Regions from separate parts of the Homo sapiens genome. Here region 2 is linked to region 1. A link is an interaction called in ENCODE POLR2A ChIA-PET data of the cell type or tissue named here. Cell type or tissue: Caco-2. All regions are shown on one strand. Each heading gives the region's core, and the rest is flanking DNA. Links, peaks and the distances in the headings are about the cores only. Region 1 overlaps BCO2 (beta-carotene oxygenase 2). Region 2 overlaps NKAPD1 (NKAP domain containing 1).

Region 1 (17,020 bases), core at 7,037-11,036:
TGATTTCCAGTCCTAGCTGAGTGCTTGGTGCTGCCAGGAATCTTTAGCAGTCAGTGTTCTTTCCATCTTCTCACAGGGTCTGCCGCAAGTCTCTGACCCTTTCCTGAAGCCTCCTTCATTCTCCCCGTCCCTTTCACCCTCAGCAGATAAACTGGCCTACTTCATAGGAAGGAATGACTTGAGGGACAGCTGCATTTGAACTCCTTCAGCTTCCCTCTTCCCACCTCCGCACTTCCCCACACTTCTGATCAGAGGACGCAGCTCTTTTCCTCTTCTCTGAAACTTTGATGCATCACGATCCCTCCCATTTCCTCATCTGCCAAATAACTCTTAGAGCTCACCTTACCTTTTGGGATGCTGTAGAGCCCAGGATTTAGCGTCATCACTGAATTCAAACCCTTGTTCTGTCACTGAGCAGCCCTGCAACTGTGGGCATATTCCTCTGAACCTTGGTTTCCACATCTGTAAAATGGGAAAAATATTTCCTCGCAGGGTCAATGTGAAGGGAAAATATATGTATAAGGGATGTAGCAAAGTGCTTAGCACAATACCTGGCATGTAGTAAGTGCTTGGTAGATGGCACTTATCTCACTGGCAAACTTATCTAGATACTCTCAAACATGGATCTCCCACCCCGCCCCCAGCTCTTGGGCTCTAGACCTGTGTTTTGCCAACTGGCTGTGGAACATCTATACTCTGGTGTTCTACAAATAGTTCAGACTCTCTCAAAACCGAGCCATTGACTTTTCCCAGTGCTTGTTCTTCATGTCTTCTCCATCCCAGTTAAAGCATCACCAGCCAGCCAGTCATTCAGGTCCAACATTTTGGACCCTCTCTTTGTCGCTGTCTACATCCTATCAGTCATCTCTGACTTGTTTCTGGAGTTTGTCCTTTGCTCACTGGTGCTGCTTCAGTTTAGGTGCTTATCTTCTCTTGCTTGAATTATTGCCTGGGCTCCTCGTTGGCTTCTTCAATCTGTATGCTGTTCTTTGTATTCCAGGATGCCGGTCACACAGTTTCACTCTCCTGTTTCACAACTTCACACTTTCCTGTTGAAGGTCATTAAGCCTTAGTCTAAGTGCTGGTGGTCGTGGGCAGACCTGTTTCTCCAACATTATCACCTGCTCCGCCCACATGCTACCCCCTCAACTGGCTGTTCCTCTAAGATACTATATGTCTTCTGACCCTTCCTCCTTCCATCATCTCTGCCCTTGTCCTCTCTGCAATTGGCAGACATCCGTAAAGAACCAGCCAAATGTCTCCTTCCCTCTTGACCTTTCCCTGATTCCCCCAGCTTTCCATCCTATTGCTCCTTCTCTGCATAAATAGCTTTTTTTTTTTTTAAAGTTTCTCCCTTGTAGCAGCAATCACTTTGTATCCATTATTTATGTGCCTGTAAGTGCTGACCTTGGCACAATGCCTGGCAGATAGTAGGGACTCAAGAAGATGTTGACTTGAATAAATGAATGCATGGAATGACAGGATCTCTTGAGACACAATCTAACAAGGTGAAATATATTAAGTAGCAAAAATTCTTGAAATTATTGTAAGTTTTTTTGAAAAATACTACCAAAGTAGACAAACCATTAGTTAACATGGTCAAGAAGAAAAAAGGAAAAGGCACAAACATACAAAGTATGAAATGACAATGGAGAAGAAATAATTGAAGCAGAAAAAAATTAATTACAAGAGACTTTGAAGGCCTTTATGCAAATACATTTGAAAGCCTTGATAAAATGGATAATTCTATAGGGAAAGCAGATTACCAAAATTGATGGAGGCCAGGTGTGGTGGCTCATGCCTGTAATCCCAGCACTTTGGGAGCTCAAGGCAGGATAACCTCAGCACTTTGGGAGGGTGAGGCAGGAGGATTGCTTGAGGAAAGGAGTTCGAGACCAGTCTGGGCAGCCTAGCCAGACCTTGTCTCTACAAAAATAAAAATAAAAAAGAATTAAACAAAATTGATAGAAAAGGAAATTTTTTTTTTTTTTTTTTTGAGACAGAGTCTCACTCTGTCGCCCAGGTTGGAGTGCAGTGGCACGATCTCGGCTCACTGCAAGCTCCACCTCCCGGGTTCATGCCATTCTCCTGTGTCAGCCTCCCAAGTAGCTGGGACTACAGGCACCTGCCACCACGCCTGGTTAAATTTTTTTGTATTTTTAGTAGGGGTTTCACCGTGTTAACCAGGATGGTCTTGATCTCCTGACCTTGTGATCCGCCTGCCTCGGCCTCCCAAAGTGCTGGGATTACAGGCGTAAGCCACAGCACCTGGCCTCAGAGAGGGAAGTTTTAAGTAGACCAGTTTCTTTAGAAGAAATAGGAACCTTATTAAGGAAATGTTTCTCAAAAAAATTACCAGGCCCAGATTATTTCACAGATGAATTCTACCAAACCTTCAAATGTGAGATAGTCCCAATACTTTATAAATTATTTCAGAGCATCAAAAATGAAGGAAACTTCCCTATTGTTTTTATAAAGGAAGCATCATATTAATATCTAAATATGACAAAGATCATGGAAAAAAGTAAACTGCAGACTAATATTATTTACGAATATCCACGATAAAGTACAAAATAGGCCAAATATCGTGGCTGACACCTGTAATCCCAGCACTTTGGGATGCTGAGGCAGGAGGATTTCTTGAGGCCAGGAGCTTGAGATTAGCCTGGGCAACATAGTGAGACTCCATCTTTACAAAAAAATTAAAAAGTAGCCAAGTGTGGGGGCGTGTCCCTGTAGTCCCAGCTACTTGGGAGGCTGAGGCAGGAGGATCACTTCAGCCCAGAATTGAGGATGCAGTGAGCTATGACAGTGCCACTGCACTCCATCCTGGACCACAGAACAAGACCCTGTCTCTTAAAAAAGAAGTACAAAATATATAATACTAATATAACACTAATAAATATTTTGTTAAGAAACAGAATTCAATACCACATTAAAAAATAAAATTAACTTTGATCAGGTGGGATTAATTTCAAGAATACAAGTTAGGCTTATTATTAGTAAATTCATTAATACAATACAAATACGCCATATTAGTAAGTTCCAGGAAAAATAATCACAGAATTATCTCCATAGATGTTGAAAAAGCTTTTGTGAAAATTTAACATCCATTCTTCCTAAAAATTGCTTAAGAAAATAGGGTTTGGCTGGGCGCAGTGGCTCACGCCTGTAATCCCAGTACTTTGGGAGGCCGAGGTGGGTGGATCACAAGGTCAGGAGATCGAGACCATCCTGGCTAACATGGTGAAACCCCGTATCTACTAAAAATACAAAAAATTAGCTGGGTGTGGTGGCACGTGCCTGTGATCCCAGCTACTCAGGAGGCTGAGGCAGGAGAATTGCTTGAACCCGGGAGGCAGAGGTTGCAGTGAGCTGAGATCGTGCCACTGCACTCCAGCCTGGGGCGACAGAGTGAGACTCTGTCTCAAAAAAAAAAAAAAAAAAAGAAAAGAAAATAGGATTTGTAGGATTTGTTGGATAGTTGCTAAATATGATTTTATATGCATGTATTTCTTAATATATATCTCTTGGTATATGTATATAATATATATTATAAATATCTTATGTATCTCTATCTATTATATCTTGGTGCTACAAGCAGTAATACTACATTGGAAAATATACCAGTATTTTCTTCAAGTCCAGAAACAGGAAGGGATGGTCAGTATCTTCACTACTGTTCAACATTGTACCAGATGTAAGCAATGCAATTAGATGAAAGACATTGACCAGAGACACAAGGACTAGTAAAGTAAAATTATCTCTTTATGCAAATGATATAATATTACTATTATATCATATTACTATAATGTATTAATCCTGGAAAACCATAGAGGATCAATGATAAAACTAAATTTAACAATAAAAGGTAAGGTCATAGGATGTAAAATTAACACACTGAAATAATATCCTTCATATATGCAAACAATAATCAGAGAACATAATGGTAGGGAAACTTCATTTACAATTGCAACAAAGAAGATTAAATACTTAGCAATGAATTTAGAAATATGCAAACTTTAAAACACCCTTGGAAGACAAATTCAAACAAATGTAAAGACCATCCCCTGTTCTTGAATAGAGTGATTCAACATCATAGAGATGTCCCAGTTCTCCTGAATCAATTTATAAATCTAATACAATCTTAATAAAAATTCCAACAAGCTGTTTAAGAAAGTTGGACCAATTGATACTAAAGTTCATATAGCACAATAAATATGTAAGAATTGACAAGAAAACAATAAATTTTTTTTCAGAGGGAGCAACTAGCCCTACCAGATATTAAAATACACCATAACACCTTTACAATTAAAACATTGTGATATTGGTGCAAGAATAGACCAATAGATGAATGACATAGAATAGAAAGACCAGAAGTAAACCCAGGAACTTAGGGAAATTTAGGTATCTGATAATAGTGGCATCTCAAATCATTGGGTTAAAGAAGGACTTTTTCTTTTTTCTTTCCTGCAATTTAAAAAATTCTGGTAAAATACATATAACATAAAATTTACCATCCTAACCATTTTTAAGACAACAGTTAAGTAGTGTTAAGTATATTCATCTCGTCATGAAACAGATCTTTAGAACTTTTTCATTTTGTGAAATTGAATCTCTATACTCATTAAGCAACAACTCTTTATTTCTCCTTCCTGCTTCCTCCTGTTAACCACCATTCTACTTTCTGTTTTTATGAACTTGACTACTTTAAATACCTTATATAAGTGGATTAACAAGTGGAATCATACAGCATTTGTCTTTTTACGACTGGCATATTTCATATCGCATAATGTCCTCAATGGTTCATTCATGTTGTAACATGTGACAGGATTTCCTTTGTTTTAAAGGATAAGTAATATTCCAGTATATGTTTGGGGAGGCAAAATTTCCCCTCTTACCTCTTAGGGTCTTCAGCTGAACCCAATAATTAAACTGATTAACATGTGTTAATCAGTTAATCAATGTGTTAAGCATATGAAAGAAGAGACCATATAATAAACCATTTAAAAAGCGAAGCCACAAACTTTTCCTTACAGTTTTCAATGTTTAACTATTTAAGTAGATCATTTCTAGTGTAATCATATGGACAAAAATGATTATCTAGGAAGGACAGTTATCTTATTTGTCTACTTTAGCATAATCTTGATAAAGCTGAAAAATTGTAAAGTAAATGGAAACTTTAATACATATAAGATATGAAGATAACTATTTCTAAAAGCTTAGGAACTTGTTCTTTTTCTTTCTTTCTTTTTTTTTTTTTTTTTAATGAGACGGGGTTTTGCCATGTTGCCCAGGCTGGTCTCAAGCAATCCACCTGCCTCAGCCTCCTAAATTGCTGGGATTACAGGTGTGAGCCACTGTGCCCGGCCTGGAGCTCATTCTGATTTGTTAAACATCAGCCATCCCATATCCTCTCATGCTATTATCTTAGCTGTGGAGTAAAGATTAGAATTTTCTTAGGATTCACCACAATAGGGGTTTTCTAAAATGTGAGGTTTTTTTTTTTTTTTTTTGACAGGGGTAAGGGTCAGGAGAATGTAAATTATTCTTTTTTTTTTTTTTTTTGAGATAGAGTCTCCCTCTGTCGCCCAGGCTGAAGTGCAGTGGCGCGATCTCGGCTCACTGCAATCTCCGCCTCCCAGGTTCACGCCATTCTCCTGCCTTAGCCTCCCAAGTAGCTGGGACTACAGGCGCATGCCACCATGCCCAGTTAATTTTTTGTATTTTTTAGTAGAGATGGGATTTCACCACGTTAGCCAGGACGGTCTTGATCTCCTGACCTCGTGATCCACCCACCTCGGCCTCCCAAAGTGCTGGGATTACAGGCGTGAGCCACCGCGCCCAGCCTATTCTTTCCTTTTATACCTAGGATATACCCAAAATGCTCTCCTCCCACAATTTCAAGTTCTCTGACTAATCAGGTTGTGCTGGGAACCTGTCCCATTTCCTTATCTTTATATTTGAAATGAAGATCTATCACTCTGTCCCTCATTTTTATCTCATGTTTTCTTACTGATATTTATTTATTTTCTCCTGTTTGAAGGTACAATCATTGGTTTGATGGGATGGCGCTGCTTCACCAGTTCAGAATGGCAAAGGGCACAGTGACATACAGGAGCAAGTTTCTACAGAGTGATACATATAAGGCCAACAGTGCTAAAAACCGAATTGTGATCTCAGAATTTGGCACACTGGCTCTCCCGGATCCATGCAAGAATGTTTTTGAACGTTTCATGTCCAGGTTTGAGCTGCCTGGTAAAGCTGCAGGTGATAGTGATGATTATTTAAACTATTACGATATATAACCATCTATACAAACATAAATCTTGAAAATAGATTTTTTTGTGTATGTGAGAGGATGTTGAAACTGCTTTCTCCCTTTGAGTGTGTGCTTAGCGTCGTCTACAGTAAGCTGTGGTACTTAAATAACTCTAGGGTTTGGTTTCAGCCATGACTGACAATACTAATGTCAACTATGTGCGGTACAAGGGTGATTACTACCTCTGCACTGAGACCAACTTTATGAATAAAGTGGACATTGAAACTCTGGAAAAAACAGAAAAGGTAAAGTACAGGTAAAAAAAAATGAATAAAATAGATCCTAACATTTCTTTCCATTTGAAATACTTTTTAGAGTAGTATATATCAAGAAGAAATTGAAGCCTTAACTACACAAAAAGAAAGTTATTCATGATGCAGGTCACCTTTACTCTCTGGCCTGATGGCCTCTGGGTTGGTTTTCCTTAAATATAATTCTAAACTCCTTCCTTAGTCCTAATATCTGAAGGCTAGGGTAAAGGAGAAATAGAAGAGTACTGATCTACTTTGGCTAGTTGGGGTGTTCTTCCTAGCTATGGTTAGTATTGGACTGGAGGTTGTCTATACCTGTATTTCCTTCACATAACATGTTAATTAAAAAGAAAATTTTAGACTAGATTTTTAATTTTAATTCTTATGCTTCTTTTGAATTTTCCTGTGATATTAGGCAAATTTATTCAGGGTGGTTTTGTTGTTAGTAGTGGTGATGTGTTTTTGTTTGTTGTTTTAATCTTGATTTCTTTTTTTTAGTGGGAAAAATAATTTTTATTTCTCAGAGGCAAGAAATTAGGGCTTACATTGCAGTTTTCTTATCATATTTTTAAAAACATTAGATATTTCTACTATTTATGCATGTGAATAGAGATCTGCCCATTAAAAATCTCCAGTGGTCTCAAATTTGCAGGTAGATTGGAGCAAATTTATTGCTGTGAATGGAGCAACTGCACATCCTCATTATGACCTGGATGGAACAGCATACAATATGGGGAACTCCTTTGGGCCATATGGTAAAGTTGCAATAAAGGTCTTTTTAGAAATAATTGAGACCAGGCACGGTGTGTATATAAAGATGAATACTACAGGTTTGTTTTTTACTGGCACAAGTAGAGAGAGGGTGCTCTGGACACCTCTACACCCAGCTCTCTCTCCTCTTTATTACTTGATCTCAGATAAGGAGGATTCTTCAATGCTGTTATAGGAAACAGCAAACATCCTTCTAAGTAAAATATTTCAGCAAAATGGATCCATGAACCCAGCAGTTTTTGGTCTATCTATCTTATCTTGATCATTAAAAAAATCAATTTTATAATAAATTAACTCTGTTAACCAAGTAGATAACTTTGTAACTCATTCATAATATGACAAATACTATTTCACCATTCTAAACTACATTTTTTTTTTTTTTTGAGATGGAGTCTTGCTCTGTTGCCAGGCAGGAGTGCAGTGGCGCAATCTCGCTCATTGCAACCTCTGCCTCCCAGGTTCAAGCGATTCTCCTGCCTCAGCCACTGGAGTAGCTGGGACTGCAGGTGTCCTCTGCCATGCCTGGCTAATTTTTGTGTTTTTAGTAGAGACGAGGTTTCACCATGTTGGCCGGGATGGTCTTGGTCTCCTGACCTCGTGATCTGCCCGCCTGGGCCTCCCAAAGTGCTGGGATTACAGGCGTGAGTCACTGTGCCTGGCCAATTACACTTTTTTTTATTTTTTATTTTTTTTTACAAAGGCTCGCTCTTGCCCAGGCTGGAATGCCGTGGCACGATCTCAGCTCACTGCAACCTCCACCTCCCAGATTCAAGTGATTCTCCTGCCTCAGTCTCCTGAGTAGCTGGGATTACAGGTGCTTGCCACCATGCCCGGCTAATTTTTGTATTTTTAGTAGAGACGGGTTTTCAGCCACGTTGGTCAGGCTGGTCTTGAACTCCTGACCTCAAGTGATCCGTCTGCCTCGGTCTCCCAAAGTGCTGGGATTTCAGGCGCGAGCCACTGCGCCTGGTCTGAATTACATATTCTAAAATTAAAGTAACTAGATCTGTGATTTTCAACCTTTAATTGCCTAACAATAATCTGGAATGTAGATAGAATCATCTGGATTTCATTCATCTTCAGGGATTCCGGTTTAGTAGAACTGAAAAGGGGCCAAGAATTTGCATTTTAACATGGTCTCTGGGTGATCTTGGTGCAAGTGGTCCCTGGATCTCACCGATTAACCCAGCCACCCATCATGAGAGCCTGTGCTTGTTACTTTGCCTCAGTTTGCTCCTTATACAAACTCCTGGAGAGTCTTGCAAAGTTCAGCTGACAGTATTGGGCAGGTCCAATCTTTCTGGACATTCCTCTGCTGGGTGTTTCCTGGGTGTCTGTTTGTCTTACCTAATGTCTTCAAGACTTGCAGTTAGAACAGCTCATTAACTAATGTGTTTAAATTCCGTGAATTGAGTAATCCAGTTGCTGAGACAGGAAATTCATCTCTTTATCTTCTCCTAATCCCAACGAACACTGAATCTACTTTTTTTTTTTTCTTCACTTGATTATTTGGTTCAGTGAGAAGTTTATGAACTGGAACTTAATGTGCAGGCAACTGCAGGGAGCTTGACTACTTGATAGACATTTGGGGGAAACTTAGTGATTCTCATTGTAATACAGTAAAATGCTTGCTAGTAATTGCTACCTTTAGGAAGTAAAAAGCTTTGGTTTTAGCTTTTCTAGATATTTTTAAAAGGCTTTTTAAAATTTGTAAAAATCCTGTAAACATTAATCAATCCAGTTGGTTTTTAATACTTATTTAAAATATGTTCTTCAGACTAATATTAGAGACAATAATAGAGTACTCTTGGACTATAGAGCTTGTCTAATATTTCTTTCATCACTGTACAAAGCATGATGTTTTGTATGTAGTGGGTTCTCAAAACATATCTATATCCCCAACCTAGACCTCCCAAGTATTTTATATCCAATTGCTTACTCAGCATTCTTCCTAGGATGTCTAATAGGCATTACAAAATTAACTTGTCAAAAACCAGACTCCTGATATTTTCCTCTAAACTACCACCACCACCTCCTCCTTTCCTCCTCCTCCTCCTCCTTCTCTCTCTTCCTTGTTCTCCTTCCTTTCCTCCTCCTCCTCCTTCTCTCTCTTCCTTGTTCTCCTTCCTTTCCTTCCTTTCCTTCCTTCCCTTCCCTTCCCTTCCCTTCCCTTCCCTTCCCTTCCCTTCCCTTCTTTCCCTCCCTCCCTCATTGCTCTTTCTTCTTCCTTCTTCTTCTTTTGCTTTCTTCGATTAGAGATGGGGTCTTGCTATGTCGCTCAGGCTGGACTTGAACTCCTGGGCTCAAGACATCCTCCCAGGCAGCTGGACTATAGGCATGCACCATTGTGCCTGGCTTATTTCTTTCTCTCCTTAAGATGAGTCTTCCCCATCTCAGGAGATACTAACTCCATCTTTCCAGTTGCTAAGGACAATAACTGTGGAATCATCCTTTACATTTATCTCTTACATCAGTTGATCAAAAAGTAATTTCAGGGTCAGGTGCAGTGGCTTATGCTTATAATTCCAGCACTTTGGGAGGCCAAGGCGGGTGTATTGCTTGAGCTCACGAGTTGAGACCAGCCTGGACAATATAGCAAGACCTCATCTCTACAAAAAATACAAAAATTAGCCAGACATAGTGGCATGTGCCTGTGGTCCCAGCTACTCAGGAGGATGAGGTGGGAGGATCACTTGAGACCAGAAGGTTGAGGCTGCAGTGAGTCGTGACTGCACCACTGCACTCCAGCCTGAGTGACAGAGTAAGACCCTGTCTCAAAAAAAAAAAAAAAGAAGTAATTTCAGCAATGCCTTCAAAATATATCAAAAATCCAACCACTTCACACCACCTCCATGGCCACCACTCTACTTTGAGTCACTATCCCTTCTCACTTGAATGACTGCAATAGCCCCTCAACTAGTTGCCCTGATTCTGCCCTTGCCCCACTTCAGTTTCTTTTCAGCTCTGTAACACCAGAGTTACCAGAGTTATCCTTTTAACCCACACCCACTTCTCTGAGCTTACCTCCTAGACTCTCCTTCTCGCTTGTCATGATAGGGCCACACTGGCCTCCTAGCTGATACTTAAACACTCCAATCGTGCTCCTGGCTGAGAACTTTTGCATTTGCTCTTCCCTCCACCTGGAATGCATTTCTCCCAGATATCCTCAAGGCTTTCTTCCTCACCTCCTTTAGGTCTTTACTCAGACATGACCCACTTAGTGAAGCTTTTCCAGACCAGCATATTTAAAGTTGCAAACAGTAGCCCCTACTCCTCATATGATCACTCCTGATCCTTATTCCTTGGCTTATTTTCCATTATAGTTCTCATTGTCATCTGATACATTGTATTTTTACTTATTATATGATTTAAAAGAAAAACAACAAGGCAAAATAAGAGATTTTGTCTGAGCACAGTGGCTCACACCTGTAATCACAGCACTTTGGGAAGATGAGGTGGGAGGATTGCTTGAGACCAGGAGTTCGAGGCTGCAATGAGCTATGATCACACCACTGTACTCCAGACTGGGTGATAGTGCAAGGCCCTGTCTCTAAAAAAAATGAAGAAGAAGCCAGTGGAGGAAGGGGGGAGATTTTTGTCTATTTTGCATATTTCTGTATACAAGTGCCTAGAATATAGTACTAAGAACACTCAGAATGGTGTCTGGAATATAGTAGGTGCTCAAAAAGTAGTAGTTGCAGAATAAATAAATAAAGAACTGTACTGGAAAGCAGATAAACAAGCAGAAAATTGTATACAATGAGATATGTGCTATGACTATGAGGATGTAATGAGGACATACAATAGGGGCACCAAGTGCCTTTGGGGTGGGGAGGAGTCAGGGAAGACTACTTGAGGAGTGGATATCTGCGTTGATTCTTGAAGAGCCAGTAAGCAATAGCCAGATGAATGATTGCATGAAAGAATGTTGATGAGAAAGGATGAAATGGAACCCAGAGTGACCCTAGCTAGGGGTCCAGAGGGCTGGAGGGAAGGAGTTGGACATGAGTGCAAATGGAGACTGTAGTTGTTGGAATAGGGGAAGGGAGTAAAGGAACAGAATTTGAGGATATTCCTGGCTGCTATCTTTTTTTTTTTTTTGAGTTTAAGAACTTCAACTCTATGACCTGTCTATTCACCATACATATGAGACAGGTCCATTATAATCCTTACCTCATTATATAATAGCTCTTTTTTATTATTATACTTAAAGTTCTGGGGTACATGTGCAGAACGTGCAGGTTTGTTACATAGGTATACACATGCCATGGTGGTTTGCTGCATCCATCAACCTGTCATCTACATTAGGTATTTCTCTTAATGCTATCCCTCCCCTAGCTCCCCACCCCCTGAAAGGCCCTGGTGTGTGACGTTCTCCTCCCAGTGTCCATGTGTTCTCATTGTTCAACTCCCACTTATGAGTGAGAACATGCGGTGTTTGGTTTTCTGTCCTTGTGTTAGTTTGCTGAGAATGATGGTTTCCAGCGTCATCCATGTCCCTGCAAAGGACATGAACTCATCCTTTTTTATGGCTGCATAGTATTCCATAGTGTATATGTGGCAGATTTTCTTTGTCCAGTCTATCATTGATGGGCATTTGAGTTGGTTGCAAGTCTTTGCTATTGTGAACAGTGCTTGGCTGCTATCTTAATGTTTCCTACGAATTAGAGATGAAGTTAGCATTATAGTACAATGAATCATTGGTTGATCACTTTGGATGTCTGTTTCAAAACGTTAGCTAATTATTTTCATAGAGCTAACATTTTTAAGATCCAGATCTTTGTTTGAAATAACCCTTCAGGAAATAAGAGTGTCACACATATTGCATAAATCTCTTAATTGCTTTTGGCAAGTCCACAAGTGCAAGGGTTGTCTTTTAATCTAGAATATATGTAAAACAGGTAAGATAGGACTTTTCATTTTTCAGGTTTCTCCTATAAGGTTATTCGGGTTCCTCCAGAGAAGGTGGACCTTGGGGAGACAATCCATGGAGTCCAGGTGATATGTTCTATTGCTTCTACAGAGAAAGGGAAACCTTCTTACTACCATAGCTTTGGTGAGTCCAGAGATAAGGCAAATTTCAGTGGGCTCTGCCTTGATGTTGCTGTAGCAGAAGGACTAGTCTGGCAAATGTTATGTTAATAGTTTATCACGCTATGGTGATAATGAGACCAAGGTTGCATTTTGATGCCAGGTAAGGTTATTCTGTTTAGTCACATACTCCTGACCCTAGCCAGCTGACTGCTTGAAAAGATATACTGTAGTTGCTTTAGTATAAGCAATTACTAAAAAATTAATTGATATAATTTAAAATTTTAGGCAACCTTAAAGCCCACAAATAGTAATCATACATGAAAATGTTGTCTTGACTATATTTTTTGGGGAAATTCATATTCTATATAGGTTGATTCAGCTTTTACTCAGAATATTTATTTTCTGTACTTTAAATCATTATAGCCAAACTGCTTCTAGATTCTTACCCCCAGTATAAGCAGGAAAAGGATTAAAGGATACATGTAAAGATCATAAAGGACACTTTAATACTATACTTTTTTACTTTGTTCCTAAACCAAATAATTTAAAAAGAAAAGAAAAGGAAAAAAAGATAAAAAGCAAGCTGAGAACATGCAACCCAAGCTATTCTAAGCAGTTCCCTTTTTTATAAAGGAACAGGAAATACGTATAGTAAAGCTGGGAGACAGTAAACATGTATTTCTGGCTGGCATTTGTTTAGGGCATCAGTAACGTGTCCAGGCATTCAGACAAGTCCCCATAACTGGCACATTTCAGACAACTCTAGTTTGCCAAATAACATTTTTATTGTTTGCTGGAACCTTTTAGGAATGACAAGGAACTATATAATTTTCATTGAACAACCTCTAAAGATGAACCTGTGGAAAATTGCCACTTCTAAAATTCGGGGAAAGGCCTTTTCAGATGGGATAAGCTGGGAACCCCAGTGTAATACGCGGTTTCATGTGGTGGAAAAACGCACTGGACAGGTGGAGTATTTTGAGTATATTTATCATGAAAATTGTTGGAAACAAAGGCAAATTTCCATATAGTTGATTTTTTAAAAATCTTCCCTGGTTAAAAGTGCATAAGACACTTTTAATCAAGGATATTACCTTCTTCTATAGGTTGAGCTAGCTACTTATTAATTAGTACGATGGATTTTGCATATTAGAGAATTATAGGAAATGATTTTATCTTTTTAATGATCTGATTCAATTAAAATGGCATCCAGGAAACTCTCTTAGCATGGACTTTTTCCATATCATAATAGTTGCTAAAGAGGGTGTTGTTCGTGCAGAAATCTTCTGTAATTTTTGCAGTAATACTTTAATTAGTTGATTCTCTGGCTTCTTTTTCCTTTTTTTTTGAGATTTTTTTTTTAGATGGAGTCTTGCTCTATCACTAGGCTGGAGTGCAGTGGGGAGATCTCAGCTCACTGCAACCTCCACCTCCCGGGTTCAAGTGAGTCTCCTGCCTCAGCCTCCCGAGTAGCTGGGACTACAGGTGTGTGCCACCACACCCAGCTAATTTTTTTCTATTTTTAGTAGAGACAGGGTTTCACCATATTGGCCAGGATGGTCTCGATCTCTTGACCTCGTGATCCACCTGCCTCAGCCTCCCAAAGTGCTGGGATTACAGGCGTGAGCCACTGCGTCTGGCCCAATTCTCTGGCTTCTTAATATGTGACTATGACAATCCTACTAAAGTCTAAGCATGTTGATTGAATATCTTTTTATACTCCTGATTCATAATGCTATTATATTTGCCTACTTTTTACCTCTCTAAAGAGATAGTATCTTAAATTTACTCTATCTGGATCTCATTACAAAAAAAAATTTAGTAATGACTGCACCTTAAAAAAAATTAGTCTTTGAATTTATCATCAGTATACTGAGTAGCAATATTTTCTATTTAACCATGCAGTTAGAGTCCAAGATTTACATATCACTCAAAACATTGGGCTATATTTCATGAGGGATTTTAAGTTCGTTATAACAATTGATTGGTCTATATCAAATAGACCCAGTTCATTGCTTAAGCAAGCAATGTTTAAATCAAAGCATATTTGCTTCTACATTCTGTATTCTACTTTTATATATACTGGACCTGCCACTTCAGAGGGGAAAATCTTTCTAATTTTCTTATTTTGAACTTTTTGGACCTGTTTCCTAAAGGAAAGGGAAAAAGAAGAAAACTAAAAAAAATTTTTTTCATTGTTTGTGTTTTCCCCTGCAGCTCCTTCCAGGGAGATACTACAGCAAACCTTTTGTTACATTTCATCAAATCAATGCCTTTGAGGACCAGGGCTGTGTTATAATTGATTTGTGCTGTCAAGATAATGGAAGAACCCTAGAAGTTTACCAGTTACAGAATCTCAGGAAGGCTGGGGAAGGGCTTGATCAGGTAAACATTAGAATTTGTCAAGAGTCATCAAAATAATTTTGAACTCCAAGATCTGGCTTTGGCTTTGGAATTACATGTTTCTCTCTCTCTCTCTCTCTCTTTTTTCTTTTGAGACTGAGTCTTGCTGTGTCACCCAGGCTGGAGTGCAATGGTGCGATCTCGGCTCACTGCAACCTCTACCTCCCAGGTTCAAGAGATTCTTGTGCCTCAGCCTCCCGGGTAGCTGGGATTATAGGCACGCACCACCATGCCCTGCTAATTTTTAATTTTTTTGTAGAGATGGGTTTCACCATGTTGGCCAGACTTGTCTCGAACTCCTGACCTCGAGTAATCTGACTGCTTCAGCCTCCCAAAGTCTTGGGATTACAGGCATGAGACACCATGCCTGACCTAGGAATTACGTGTTTCTCTTGTCTCCTTGTGGCAAATAATGAGAGAGAGTAGTTTTAAAGCATTGAAGACACAGCTTCATCATTTATTTAATATTAAAAATAATTTGAAATAGCTTATTTAATACCTAATAAGTAAGAAACATGGCAAAGAGAGCCAAGATATGTGTTTAAAAGCATATGTGGCTGGGCACGGTGGCTCACGCTTGTAATCCCAGCAGTTTGGGAGGCTGAGGCAGGCAGATCACTTGAGCTCAGGAATTTGAGACCAGCCTGGACAACCAAAATGGTGAAACCTCGTCTCTAGTAAAAATGCAAAAATTAGCCAGATGTGGTGGTGGGTGCCTGTAATCCCAGCTACTTGGGAGCCTCAGGCAGGAGTATCACTTGAACCCAGGAGGTGGAGGTTGCAGTGAACCAAGATCGCACCACTGCACCCCAGCCTGTGCAACACAGTAAGACTCCATCTCCAAAAAAAAAAAAAAAAAGCATATGTGATAGTTCCTTATTTCCTTATTACACTTAAGCACCAAAGTTTGCTAGAAGGAATAGCAAAGTAGACCGTCAATCAGTCCACCTAGTTGAAGGGATTCACTTTTTCCTGATGCTGAATCCAAGGTAAAGTTTTTCCTTGAATTATGTAATATACATTGTTTCTAGCTGTAGCTTTATTTTTTAGCTATAATTGTCTTTTTAAATGTTTGTAAAATAGTACTTATTAAGTTTACTTATGCCTTACTAAGCTTACTTATAGCTTTATGGTGGGTCTTGACATCTGTGGTTGTTTATCTCTTTTCTGTTTTAAGATTGCCTGGGTTTTTCATGGCCTTTTGCATGTCTATAAATTTTAGAATCCATTTATCAGGTTTTGTTTTTGTTCTTGTTTTAAAAATAAAATTCATTGTATATATTTGAGGTTTACAACATGATGTTATGGGATACATGTAAATATTAAAATGGTTAGTATAGTGAGGCAGATTAACATATCTATCATCTCACATGTTACTTTTTTGTGTGACAAGAGCAGTTAAAATCTACTTGTTTAACAAAAATCTCTGATAGAATACAATCTTATTAACTTTATTTCTTACGTTTGTACGTTAGACCTCTAGACTTGTTCATACTACATATCTACTGTTTGGTATCCTTTGAGCTACATCTTGTCTTTGCCTTCCCCTCCCCTCTGGTGGTAACCACTGTTTCATTGTCTTTCTCTGTGTATTTGAGATTTTCTTTAAAAAATTCCACATAAAAATGAGATCATGCAATTTTTTTTTCTTTTCTTTTTTTTTTGAGACGGAGTCTCACTCTGCCACTCAGGCTGGAGTGCAGTGGCGCGATCTCGGCTTACTGCAACCTCTGCTCCCGGGTTCAAGTGATTCTCCTACCTCAGCCTCCCGAGTAGCTGGGACTACAGGCACATACCAACATGTCTGGCTAATTTTTGTATTTTTAGTAGAGACCAGGTTTCACCATGTTGGCCAGGCTGGTCTCTAACTCTTGACTTCAGGTGATCTGCCTGCGTTGGCCTCCCAAAGTGCTGGGATTACAGGCGTGAGCCACAGCGCCCTGCCTCATAGAATATTTTTCTTTCTGTGTCTGGATGTTTCACTTAACATAATGTCTTCCAGGTCCATCCATGTTGTAGCAGACGTCAGGATCTCCTTTTCTAAGATTGAGTAATACTCCATTGTGTGTATATATCACATTTTCTTTATCCATTCATCTGTCAATGGGTATTTAGGTTGTTTCTGTTTCTTGACTGTTATGAATAATGCTACAATGAACGTAAGAATGCAGCTATTTTCATGAGGTGGTGATTTCATCTCATTTGAGTATATACCCAGGAGAGGGATTGCTGGGTCATA
Region 2 (7,268 bases), core at 3,265-7,264, 110 kb before region 1:
AAAGATGGTTTGTCAGCTGGGTAGGGAATGAATCAGATGGGGAGATACAGAAGGGAGAGTAATTAGGAGGCAATTGCAGTATTACAGGTGAGAGATGATGAGGGTTCGCATGAAATTAGTGACAGCAGGGATGAAGAAGAGGAATTTAGGAGATAGAATCCAAAGAAGTTGGTGGCTAATTAGATTATAATGATAAGAATGGAATCTAATTCAGTTGACCCTTGAACAATGCAGGGGCTAGGGGCATCAACCCCCTGCATAGTCGAAAATCCATGTATAACTTTTTACTCCCTCAAAATGTAAGTGCCAATAGCCTACTACTGACTGAAAGCCATAGCGATACCATAAACAGTGGATTAACACATATTTTTTATGTTACATGTATTATATACTGTATTCTTATAGTAAAGTAGCTAGAGAAAACAACATTTCATTAAGAAAATCACATTGAGTAGGCTGAGGAGGAAGAAGAGGGACTTGTTTTGCTATCTTACAGGTGGCAGAGGTGGAAGAAAATCTGAGGATAAGTGGACCTGCACAGTTGAGATTCCTGTTGTTCAAGGTCAACTGTGTAACCACCTATGTGACTGGGTAGATGATGACAATTCTGTTAATTGAGATAAAGAACAAAAAATGGGACAATTATGATAGGAAAGGTAATTAGTTTGGTTTTCAACATGTTGATGGTGAGGTGCTTATAGGATGTCCAAGCAGTTGAAAATTCAGACTTGGAGTAGAGGAGAAAAGTTGGGGCTGGACATAAAGGTTTCGGGATTATTGATGTATAGGTTGATGATAAGAGGTCATGAGAGTAGATGAGGTCACCTAGGAGAGCACATATAATGAAAAGAGGGCCAAGGCCCCTGGTTTAGTTTTCTTCAGTAAACTGTACTACTTTTGGTTTGATCATATTATTATTATCATATCACCTGATTTTTAAAATTATGGGCGAGGGTAAAACTGTTACCCGAGCTGCCTATGCAATTATGTTAACCTGCCCCTAGTTATATAGTAAGCTTAGATTTAAAATGGTAGCTAGAAAAAGATAAATCTAGCACAGATCTAATGAAATTATGCAGGAAGACTTAGAAATAAAATGTGTTCTTTGGGTAATCACATTCTGCTTTTCAAGAAATTCCCTAGCAGCCATACTGATTATTTTATTTTATTTTATTTTTGACAAAAATTATAATATTACCAGAAGAGATTTAGCTTAGGGAGTTTAAAGACCTGTCCTTACTAGTTTTTTGACTTTGTTAAAATCTCTGAGCTTTTGTTTCTTTACAGTAAAATGTAATAATGGTAGCTGCTATATTTTCCTCATGAGATTGCTTAAGGTTCAATTGAGATGATATAATTAAAATCATATTGCATTTTGGAAATGTGGCATTATCATTTGCTAATCGCAGCATAATTGCAAGATTGATAAGGTGATGTTTGTCTGTGCAGCGGTTTAAAAATTCTATTGGGGAAGATTTCCACATATTTGAGATTTACTGGATTGGACTGTTCAGCCACTTTCTAGAGAAACCAATTTGTTTTCCAGGTTCCTGATCATAGCCCAGTCTGTAGCCCAATAATTAGTCAGATTGTATTTTCAGTTAGTTGCTTTTTTTTTTTTTTCTTTTTTTGTTGATACAGAGTCTCACTCCATCGCCCAGGCTGGAGTGCAGTGGTGCAATCTCGGCTCACTGCAACCTCTGCCTCCAGGGTTCAAGCGATTCTCCTGCCTCAGCCTCCTGAGTAGCTGGGATTACAGGTGCATGCTACCACGCCCGGCTAATTTTTGTATTTTTATTAGAGACGGGGTTTCACCATGTTGGTCAGGCTGGTGTCAAACTCTTGACCTCATGATCTGCCTGCTTTGGCCTCCCAAAGTGCTGGGATTACAGGTGTGAGCCACTGTGCCCGGCCAGTTAGTTACTTTTCTGTAATGTAAAGTTATTTTTAGTAACTTATTTTTATTTCCTTTTTAAAAATTCTAGATTCAGGAGGAATCAGATATGTGGAAAATAAGAGAACTGGAAAAACAGATGGAAGATGCTTACCGGGGGACCAAAAGGAAAATGCTACCCAGCAGTTCAAGGTGAAGTTGCAGCTCTGAGAACTAAAATAATTCTCATCTTTTTCAGAATCATCAACTTTTGTTTAAAAATACTTTGGTATATTAAGGATAAATTCAGTTCTGTGAGTCCTTAAGCCTTCCTTCTTTCGTAAATCTAGACCCAGGCATAAAGATAATGGCTGTGACGCATATGGCCCTGCTCTTTGTACTTATTTACAATGGAGAGTTAAAAAATTCTACCTGAACAATTATGAATGTGTAGGGTTCTGTGGATTCTAACCTTACCTGATAGCTTTTAACTGAAGATTTTATACTGGAATCTTGTGGTCACTAAGCTGATCAGTCATTCTATTCTCTATTAATCTTTCATTCTTTCAGGCTTTTCTTTTTGTAGCTGGAACTGCAGGTGCATGCCACTATGCCTAGCTACTTTTTTTTTGTAGAGGTGGTGTCTTGCTGTGTTCCCCAGGCTGGTATAGAATCCTGGGCTCACGCAGTCCTCCCACCTCAACCTCCCAGTGTTGGGATTATAAGCATGAGCCACTTGCCTGGCCTCAGACTTTTCTTCACCCTGTCTATTCACCCTCTTCACCAGATCAACAGCCTTTTCACATTACCTTAATAGCTTGAGTGTAAATATGAAGGATTATGCAGGCTTAGTTATCTTCCTTGTGGAGAGGCCTAGGAATGCTTGAATAATTGGGAAGATCCTTACACGCTTGTAAGTGTAAGAGCTACATATATAAGAAATACTTAAACTCTTTAGGAGCAGGGCTTGTGATTTTCTCATTTGCTGCTATATTCCTGCCAGCTAGACCAGTACCTGGTACATAGGAGGCCCTTACAATTTTTTTTTTTTTTTTTTTTTGAGATGGAGTTTCGCTTTTGTTACCCAGGCTGGAGTGCAATGGTGTGGTCTTGGCTCACTGCAACCTCCGCCTCCTGGATTCAGCCAATTCTTCTGCCTCAGCCTCCCAATCAGCTGGGATTACAGGCACCTGCCACCACGCCTGGCTAATTTTTGTATTTTTAGTAGAGACAGGGTTTCACCATGTTGGCCAGGCTGGTCTTGAACTCCTGAGCTCAAAGTGATCCACCCACCTCGGCCTCCCAAAGTGCTGGGATTACAGGCGTGAGCCACTGGACCTGGCCCCTTAAAAATTTTTGATAACCGATTAGCAGCTTACTGGCTAGTTAGTAGAAATGGTAAACAGAAGCTGGATCAGTGGTTCTCAACTTTTTTCCTACTCCAGTATTCCCATGGGTTAGACCTTGTTCCCACTGTTATTGGGACCTCTCTATAGTAAGTTGCTGGTTTGCACAGAGGGAAGTGTATTTCAGAATCTCTAGGGTAGTTTGAAGTGTCCCTTGCTATGATTATGTTCTGCTTCCCTCTTTGCATGCCCTCCTAGTTGAGAATCAGCGAGTGAACTATCACATGACATAGTCCAGAGTTGATTTCATCTCTCTATGCTTTGCAATAGGATGGGTACTAATGGTCAGATTTTTTTCTTTTTTTCTTTTTTTTTTTTCCTGAGACGGAGTCTCACTCTGTTGCCCAGGCTGGAGTACAATGGCATGATCTGGGCTCACTGCAACCTCTGCCTCCCCGGGTTCAGGCAATTTTCCTGCCTCAGCCTTCCAAGTAGCTGGGACTATAGGCGTGTGCCACCACACCTAACTACTTTTTTTGTATTTTTAGCAGAGACAGGGTTTCACCATGTCCCCCAGGCTGGTCTTGAACTCCTGACCCCAAGTGATCCACTCGCCCCGGCCTCCCAAAGTGCTGGGATTACAGGCATGAGCCACTGCACCTGGCCTGGTCAGATTTTTTTCCACTGGACTTTACAAATGTACAGAGGAACAGATAATCAAAGTGCTGGGATTACAGGCATGAGCTACTGCACTAGGCCTGGTCAGATTTCTTCCACTGGACTTCACAAATGTATAGAGAGGAGCAGATAATGTCTTTGCCTTTTTTTTTTTTTTTTTTAAACAGTATCATGTTGTTTCCTTCCCCCTCAGCTTGTTCCATGAGTTTTGTGCATGATGTTCCATAAAGTAAACTCACAGATTGCTTTTACATCTAAAAGTTCTTCTGCTTTCTCTTTTAGCCGGATGCGCAGTGATGGTTTTGATGAAGAAAGTCAAAGATACTATTGGAGGCCAAAGAATGAAATTTCTGGGACACTGGAAGATGATTTTCTTAAGGCTAAATCCTGGAATAAAAAGTTCTATGATTATGAAGCAAACATGCCAGACAGGTTTGTGATTAATTCCTGTGAGCATTAATATTTGGCCTGAGAACGTGTACTTATCAAAATTAATTGTCCCCACAAAAAACTTGTGTACAAAAGTTCATACCAGCATTATTAATAATGGCCCCAAAAAATAATGGCCAAGTAATCCAAATGTCTGTCAACTGATGAATGGGTAAACAAAATGCGATATATCCATACAATGGAATATTATTTGGCAGTAAAAGAAATGAAGTACAGATACATGTTACAACGTGGCCTTGAAAACATCATGCTAAGTGAGAAGGAAGAAGCCAAGTCACGAAAGACCGCATATTGTATGATTCTATTTATGTACTATGTCCATACATAACTGTATGATTCCATTTATGTGGTAGGCAATTCCATAGAGACAGAAGGCAGATTAGTGATTGCCCTGGGCTGGAGGCACTACACTTTGAATGCCATGATATGTGAATTATACTTCAATAAAGTTGTTATTTAAAAAAAATAGGCCAGGTGCTGTGGCTCATGCCTGTAATCCCAGTACTTTGGGAGGCCGAGGCGGGCGGATCACGAGGTCAAGAGATTGAGACCATCCTAGCCAACATGGTGAAACCCCAGCTCTACTAAAAATACAAAAATTAGCCGGGCGTGGTGGCATGCGCCTGTAGTCCCAGCTACTCGGGAGGCTGAGGCAGGAGAATCACTTGAACCCAGGAGGTGGAGGTTGCAGTTGAGCCGAGATTGCACCACTGCACTCCAGCCTGGCAACTGAGTGAGACTCTGTCTCAAGAAAAAAAGAAAAAAATAATAATAAGGCTGGGCGCGGTGGCTCATGCTTGTAATCCCAGCACTTTGGGAGGCCAAAGCGGGCAGATCCATGAGGTCAGGAGTTTGAGACCAGCCTGGCCAACATAATGAAACCCCATCTCTACTAAAAATACAAAAATTAGCCAGGCATGGTAGCATGTGCCTGTAGTCCCAGCTACTCGGGAGGCTAAGGCAGGAGAATCACTTGAAATCGGGAGGCGGAGGTTGCAGTGAGCTGAGATCACGCCACTGCACTCCAGCCTGGGCAAGAGTGAGACTCCATCTCAAAAAAAAAAAAAAAAATTGTCCCCATGTAGACAGCATGATATTATGAAGTGTTTTTGGAAAAGTGCTTCATAGCTAAAGAGCAGAGTGTAAGAGTTCGTTAGTGTTTCTTAAGGAAAGCAATGGCAAGTTCTCTTACAAATGGACAAAATAATCTTGTATGTCTGAAGTGATAGTGTACAGTACAGGAAATGTAGCTGTTACTGAGCTATAATGGGGGCTTGGTTCTACCATATCTCTACTTTGTGTTTATGTTTGTGTATGCATGTACTCCAAAGTCTTTCTAATGTTGCTTTAATTTCCAAAAATGTATGCATTGCTTTAACAATACATGTGATGTGTCATATTACAGATGGGGTCACAGTGGTTATAAAGAGTTATACCCTGAAGAATTTGAAACAGACAGGTAAGGAAAATAGGCTTACTGAAAGAAACTAAGATGGTACAAAATCTGTATTATAAATTGATTTCTTAACTTTTACGAAGAATATACTTGCCATCAAAAATGTAGCTAGAGAAACAATAGGTGATTTAGTTAGGAGGTGATCCCTGTTTTCCCATTCTCTGGTTGATGTTTGGCATGTCTGTAAGCATTTTGGTTTTTATATATAGTATTCCATACAGTAACTCAGTATGGCAGCTTAGAATTTTTACCTTCATTTTAAAGATGAGGAAACAAAAACTCAATGAGAATATTAAAGTGTTAAAGTATACATTAAAGTGCTTATTTAAAATTCAGATGTTAACCTCAATTTTTTAATCTAGAATGCAAAATATTAAAATAATACGCTTTTTTTTTACATAAAAGCTTCTATTTTTTAACTTTTCTTATTAGTAGTGATCAGCAAGATATTACCAACGGGAAGAAAACATCTCCCCAGGTAAAGTCATCTACCCATGAATCCCGCAAACACAAGAAGTCAAAGAAATCCCACAAAAAAAAGCAGAAAAAAAGGTCACACAAAAAACAGAAGAAAAGCAAAAAGGAAGCCACAGATATAACAGCAGATTCCTCGAGTGAGTTCTCAGAAGAAACTGGGGCTTCTGGTACAAGGAAAGGGAAACAACCACATAAACGCAAGAAAAAATCCAGGAAAAAGTCTCTCAAAAAACCTGCTTTATTCTTAGAGGCAGAAAGTAACACTTCACATTCAGATGATTCAGCATCCAGCAGTTCTGAGGAAAGTGAGGAAAGAGACACTAAGAAAACCAAAAGGAAAAAGAGAGAGAAAAAAGCCCATACCTCTGTAGCCAACAATGAAATACAGGAGAGGACAAACAAACGCACAAATTGGAAAGTAGCTACAGATGAAAGGTCTGCTGAGAGCTCAGAGGATGACTAAATGGGAAACACTTTTGTTTTCCACATGACTGTGGATATTTACAGTTCTTACTCCTTGTGGTTTTGCCAGTGACTCTTGTTCAGCACGGGGCCTGAGGTCAGAGCTGTCTTGTGCCATCTGTATGTTCTGACAGACGTCTTGTCTTCTATTTTGGCGTTAAGCTTGATCCCCTTTTCTTGTTAAAAGGGAATCTGGTATTTTGTTATGAAGGTTTCTTGAAGAGATTATTTTTTTTTGCAATTAATTACGTTTAGTGTAGAGTGCATATACAGCAAATTAAAGGACCCAGAAAGCTGGATCCAATAGTGACCTGGGTACACCAATCGGAATATTGAATTTGGGGAAGTCAAGGGCTGGGATCAAGAGGTGGATTGGAACTAATGCCATGTAGGATGGTATGACAAGGCAACACTGTATTGCTCTCTGTTTATATAGCAGGTGTCACAACTAACTTGTCTTTAGCCTTGGTGCTTTGATCCTTCTATATTTTGACCCCACAGGTGTGGTCCGGTTTACTTAATCAGG

The links. ChIA-PET counts read pairs that join two places held together with the same protein. Peaks named below come from ENCODE experiments on the same cell type or tissue, not always from the same donor. Only the 100,000 strongest peaks of a DNase experiment are listed, where the experiment ranks them.
Region 2: POLR2A ChIA-PET joins it to region 1 with 6 read pairs; 4 of 35 experiments call an interaction of 5 or more read pairs at or near these places.

The regions. Positions count from the first base shown.
Region 1 is chr11:112,187,428-112,204,447 of GRCh38, forward strand. It overlaps BCO2 (beta-carotene oxygenase 2), which reads left to right. Exons shown (of 12, transcript NM_031938.7): 3 at 6,047-6,270; 4 at 6,452-6,567; 5 at 7,226-7,328; 6 at 12,272-12,400; 7 at 13,186-13,346; 8 at 14,596-14,763. Among named protein-coding and RNA genes, the nearest start is that of BCO2, 20 kb to the left of the region's middle. In Caco-2, for the core only: no CTCF peak of the experiment used is centred there; a DNase peak (open chromatin) is centred at 8,641.
Region 2 is chr11:112,076,230-112,083,497 of GRCh38, forward strand. It overlaps NKAPD1 (NKAP domain containing 1), which reads left to right. Exons shown (of 6, transcript NM_018195.4): 3 at 1,986-2,086; 4 at 4,180-4,329; 5 at 5,753-5,806; 6 at 6,236-7,268. The coding sequence ends at 6,743. Among named protein-coding and RNA genes, the nearest start is that of NKAPD1, 5.6 kb to the left of the region's middle. In Caco-2, for the core only: no CTCF peak of the experiment used is centred there; no DNase peak of the experiment used is centred there.